2 separate regions of the Homo sapiens genome follow, and region 2 is linked to region 1. The links are chromatin loops, found by intact Hi-C in ENCODE. Cell type or tissue: left ventricle myocardium inferior. All regions are shown on one strand. Each heading gives the region's core, and the rest is flanking DNA. Links, peaks and the distances in the headings are about the cores only. Region 1 has its middle 16 kb from the start of HS6ST1. Region 2 overlaps LOC124907888 (a long non-coding RNA gene).

What was found. Peaks named below come from ENCODE experiments on the same cell type or tissue, not always from the same donor. Only the 100,000 strongest peaks of a DNase experiment are listed, where the experiment ranks them.
Region 2: a loop joins it to region 1, with 4 times the contacts of the local background. A loop is called at or near these places in 44 of 110 quality-filtered maps.

The regions. Positions count from the first base shown.
Region 1 is chr2:128,333,367-128,336,288 of GRCh38, reverse strand. No RefSeq gene overlaps it. Among named protein-coding and RNA genes, the nearest start is that of HS6ST1, 16 kb to the right of the region's middle. In left ventricle myocardium inferior, for the core only: no CTCF peak of the experiment used is centred there; no DNase peak of the experiment used is centred there.
Region 2 is chr2:128,743,160-128,746,081 of GRCh38, reverse strand. It overlaps LOC124907888 (a long non-coding RNA gene), which reads left to right. Exons shown (of 2, transcript XR_007087233.1): 2 at 439-2,922. Among named protein-coding and RNA genes, the nearest start is that of HS6ST1, 430 kb to the right of the region's middle. In left ventricle myocardium inferior, for the core only: no CTCF peak of the experiment used is centred there; no DNase peak of the experiment used is centred there.

The DNA.
Region 1 (2,922 bases), core at 134-2,633:
ATTGGTTTAATAGGTTTTTCTCTACTGTTTTCTAGTTCATTACTTTTCACTCTCTTTTCTACCTTGGGTTTAATGTACTCTTGTTTTTCTAGCTTCTTAATGTAGAAGTTTAAATCAGTGAATTTGAACCTTTTTTTCCTAATATGTGTTTAAAGCTATAAAGTTTCCTCTAAACACTGCTGTAGCTGCATCTCAGAATTTTTTTTTTTTTTTTTTCCGAGATAGTGTGTCATTCTGTTGCCCAGGCTGGAGTGGAGAGGAGCAATTTTGGCTCACTGCAAGCTCGACATCCCAGGCTCAGGTGACCCTACCACCTCCACCTCCCAAGTGGCTGGGACTATAGGCACATGCCACCATGCCTGACTAATTTTTGGTCTTTTGTAGAGACAGGGTCTTGCCATGTTGCCTAGGCTGATGTTGAACTCCTGGGCTCAAGCGATCTGCCCACCTTTGCCTCCCAAAGTGCTGGGGGCAACCATTCCCAGCCACAAATTTTAATATAGTATCTTTTCATTATTACTCAGGTGAAAATATTTGCTAAGTTATTTTATGATTTCCTATTGACCCATAGGTTATTTAGAAGTGTATTATTTAATTTCCAAATATTTATGAATTTTCTCGATAACCTTTTGTCATTGATTTCTATTTTAGTCATATTGTGGTCAGAGAATAGATTCTATATAAAAATCAAAACACTTAAATTTATTGAAACTTATTTTGTGGCATCTTTACATTTTTTAGGGGTCGATCAAGTATTTTTTGTGTGTTTTAGTGTCATCTATTGAACTTTTAGATATAACTCTTCACATTACTTTTTAGTACAGTAAGCGCTCACTTAATGTCTTCAATAGGTTTTTGGAAACTGTGACTTTAAGTGAAACGACGTAAAGCAGGTTCTCCAATAATGTCATTTTGTTCAACATCATTTCCTTTTTTTTTTGAGATGGAGTTTCATTCTTGTCACCCAGGCTCGAGTACAATGGCACAATCTCAGCTCACTGTAACCTCTGCTTCCCATGTTCAAGCTATTCTCCTGCCTCAACCTCTCAAGTAGCTGGGACTACAGGCACCTGCCACCATGCCCAGCTAATTTTTGTATTTTTTAGTAGAGACAGGGTTTCACCATGTTGGCCAGGCTGGTCTCAAACTCCTGACCTCAAGTTATCTGCCCGCCTCAGCCTCCCAAAGTGCTGGGATTACAGGCGTGAGCCACCGCGCCCGGCCCAATATCATTTCATTTCTCAATGAATTTTCCATGTGCACTTAAAAAGAACAAGTATTCTACTATTGTTGGATATAGTGTTCAAAATGTCAAAGTCATTTTGATGATGTCATTCAAATATTCTGTAACCTTACTGGTTTTGTCTGCTCATTCTATCAGTTACTCAGAGAGTGGTGTTGAAGTGACTAAGTATGATAATGGATTTGTCATTTTCCCCTTTAATTCTGTCAGCTTTTGCTTCATGTATTTGGGGCTCTGTTATTAGGTGAATACACATTTAGGATTATTACGGTTTCATGAATTTTCCTTTTATATTTATGAAATGTCCCTTTTGGCATTTATATCTTTATTTTGAAGGCTACCTCTTCTGATATTGATATAGCCACCCCAGCTTTCTTGTGGTTAGGGTTTTCACGGTATATCTTGTTCCACCCTTTTACTTTCAACCTGTCTTTATATTTAAGTTGTTTCTTATTATATAAACAATGTACAGTTGGATCTTTCTTCTTTATCCAGCCTGGCAGTCTCTGCATTTTAATTGGAGAGTTTTTCTATTTACACCCAATGTAGTAACTGTTATGCTTTGGCTTGAGTCTACCATCTTGGTATGTTTTCTATTTGTCACCTTTGTTTTGTTTTGTTTTGTGCTCTGCTCCACTTTTCCTGAGTTTTTTAGGGGTCAATCAAGTATTTTTTTGTGTGTTTTAATGTCATCTATTGAACTTTTAGATATAACTCTTCACACTTTTTTAGTAAAGTAAGCTCTCACTTAATATCATCAATAGGTTCTTGGAAACTGACTTCAAGTGAAACAATGTACAGCAGGTTCTCAAATAATGTCGTCGTGTTCAACATTATTTCATCATAATGATGAAAAAATGGTTTTATTATATGTCATTTTACTCAGTCACATTTTCCAAAAACCTACTGATAACATTAAGTGAGGTTTACTTTAGTTACTCTAGGCAGGGGTGTCCAATCTTCTTTCTTCTCTGGGCCACATTGGAAGAAGAAGAATTGCCTTGGGCTACACATAAAATACACTAATACTAACATTTTAGCTGATGAGCAAAAAAAAAAAAAAAATCGCAAAAAAAATCTCATAATGTGCCGGGCACATGCCTGTAATCCCAGCACTTTGGGAAGCTGACGGGGGCAGATCACTTGAGGCCAGGAGTTTAAGACCAGCCTGGCCGACATGGTGAAACCCCGTCTCTACTAAAAATACAAAGCTGGGCGTGGCGCTGTTTGCCTGTAATCCCAGCTACTCGGGAGGCTGAGGCAGGCGAATCACTTGAGCCTGGGAGGCAGAGATTGCAGTGAGCCAAGATAGCACCACTGCACTCCAGCCTGGGTGACACAGTGCGACTCTGTCTCAAAAAAAAAAAAAACTCTTAAGGTTTTAAGAAAGTTTACAAATTTGTGTTGGGCTGCCTTCAAAGTCATCCTGGGATACATGTGGCCACGGGTGGACAAGCTTGCTCTAGAGATTAAAAGGCACATTTTTATAAAACATTTGACTGATTTTGGCTGCTAATTCTATCTGTCACTCAGAGAGTGGTGTTAAAATGCCTAGCTATGATCAAGGATTTGTCTATTTTCCCCTAAAATATTAGAGCAATATATTTCATTTACTCCCTCCTGTCTTGTGCTTTTGTTTTCATATATTTTACTTTTATTTATTCTATAAATCCCACAAT
Region 2 (2,922 bases), core at 129-2,628, 410 kb before region 1:
TCTATGTTCTAAAGTGGTGGGTTTTTTTCCTGTCCTCATTGGAGGAGTTTTTCCAGCTTCATGGAATAAATTGAGCAGCTTCTCCATCATTTTCTATGCTGTATGCTCTGGGACTTTTTATTAATATACAGTTTGTCTTTTTATAGATTTGGTTTTTTAAAATACCCTATAAAACTGTCTAGACATGTTGGCTTTTTTAAGGATACATTTTTTTACTGCTTTGAAAATTTCATAGATGGGTTTTCTATTGTTGCTAAATTCAATTTTGGTCATTTCATATTCCTGGAAAACTGTTTATCTATTATATTATTTTCAAGTAAATCTATAAAGATTTACATGTTTGAAAGTTTTTAAATCTCCCCTGTATCTATAGTCTGCCACTTATCTCATTTATAAAGAAGATTATTAGTCCTTAGAATTTCTTTTTGTTTTCATCAGAACCAAGAAGTTGAACTATTATTGTCAAAATATCAGCTTTTGGAAGCATTCCCTTCAAAACCTGCACAAGACAAGGATGCCCTCTCTCACCACTCCTATTCAGCATAGTATTGGAAGTTCTGGCCAGAGCAATCAGGCAACAGAAAGAAATAAACGGCATTCAAAAAGGAAGAGAGGAAGTCAAACTATCCCTGTTTGCAGATGACATGATCCTATATCTAGAAAACTCTATCCTCTCAGCCTAAAGGCTTCTTAAGCTGATAAGCAACTTTAGCAAAGTCTCAGGATACAAAATCAATGCGCAAAATTCACTAGCACTCCTACACATCAACAACAGGGAAGCTGAGAGCCAAATCGTGAAAAAATTCCAATTCACAATTGCCACACAAAGAATAAAATACCTACGAATACAGCTAACAAGGGAAGTGAAAGATCTCTACAAGGAGAACTGCAAAACACTGCTCAAAGAAATCAGAGACAACACAAACAAATGGAAAAGTATTCCATGCTCGTGGATAAGAAGAACCAATATTGTGAAAATGGCTACACTGCCCAAAGCAATTTATAGATTCAATGCTATTCCCAAGAAACTACCATTGACATTCTTCACAGAACTAGAAAAAATTATTTTAAAATTCACATGAACAGAAAAAAGAGCCTGAATAGCCAAGATAATCCTAAGCAAAAAGAACAAAGCTGGAGGCATCACACTTCCTAACTTCAAAATATGCTACAGGGCTAGAGTAAACAAAACAGCATGGTACTGGCACAAGAACAGATACGTGAACCAATGGAACAGAATAGAAAACCTATAAATAAGACCGCACACCTACAACTATCTGATCTTCGACAAACCTGACAAAAACAAGCAATGGGGAAAGGATGCCCTATTCAATAAATGATGCTGGGATGACTGGCTAGCCATATGCAGAAGATTGAAACTTGACCCCTTCCTTACACCATATACAAACATTAACTCAAGATGGATTAAATACTTAAAAATCCTGGAAGACAACCTACGCAATATCATTCAGGACATCAGCACAGGCCAAGATTTCATGACAAAGGTGCCAAAAGCAATTGCAACAAAAACAAAAGTTGACAAATAGGATCTAATTAAACTAAAGAGCTTCTGCACAGCAAAATAAACTATTGACAGAGTAAACAGAAAACCTACAGAATGGGAGAAAATTTTTGCAAACTATACATCTGACAAAGGTCTAATATCCAGCATCTATAAGGAACTTAAACAAATTTACAAGAAAAAAACAACCCCATTAAAAAGCAAGCAAAGGATATGAACAGACAAGCGGCCAACAAGCATATGAAAAAAAGCTCAACATCACTGATAATTAGAGAAATGCAAATCAAAACCACAATGAGATACCATCTCATGCCAGTCAGAATGGCTTATTATTAAAATGTCAAAAACGTATTATTAAAAAGTCAAAAAGTAGCAGATGCTGACAAGGTTGTGGAGAAAAAGGAATGCTTATATGCTGTCAATGGTAGTGGAAATTAGTTCAACCATTGTGGAAGGTAGTATGCTGATTCCTCAAAGACCTAAAGACAGAAATACCATTGAAACCTGCAATCCCATTACTGGGTATATACCCAAAGGAATATAAATCATTCTGTCATAAAGACACATGCATGCGTATGTTCATTGCAGCACTATTCACAAGAGCAAAGACACGAAATCAACCCAAATGTCCATCAATGATAGACTAGATAAAGAAAATGTGGTACATATACACCATGGAATACTATGCAGCCATAAAACCGAATGAGAACATGTCCTTTGCAGGGACATAGATGGACCTGGAGGCCATTATCCTTAGCAAACTAATGCAGGAACAGAAAACCAGATATCATGCGTTCTTACTTATAAGTGGGAGCTAAATGATGAGAACACATGAACACAAAGAGGGGAACAACATACACTGGGGCCTATTGGAGGGTAGAGGTTGGGAGGAGAGAGAGGATCAGGAAAAATAACTAATGGGCACTAGGCTTAATACCTGGGTGACGAAATAATCTATACAAGCAACCCCCATGACACACACTTACCTTTATAACAAACTTGCACATCCTGCACATGTACCCCCAAACTTAAAAGTTAAACAACAAAAAATAACATACCAGCTTTTTGGTTTTTAATTAACATTAGAATTTTTATTTGTTTCCATGTTATTAATTTCTGTTTTATATTACTTTATTTTTTCTACTATAATTGGTTTCATTTCTTATTCACTTTTCAAGTTTTTCTGTTGAGTGTACACTGTATTTTCAGTATTTCTTATTTTCTAATAAATATAGTTAAGGCAACATCTTTTCCTCTAAGTTCTTCTTTAGTTACATCCCAGGAATTGTGATATGGGATGAACTCTAAATTTGATTTGTAATTTTAATTTTCATGTCTTCCTTAACACAAGAGTAGATATAGTTTTAGACATTTTCTGCAGTTAATGTTTAATTTTATTG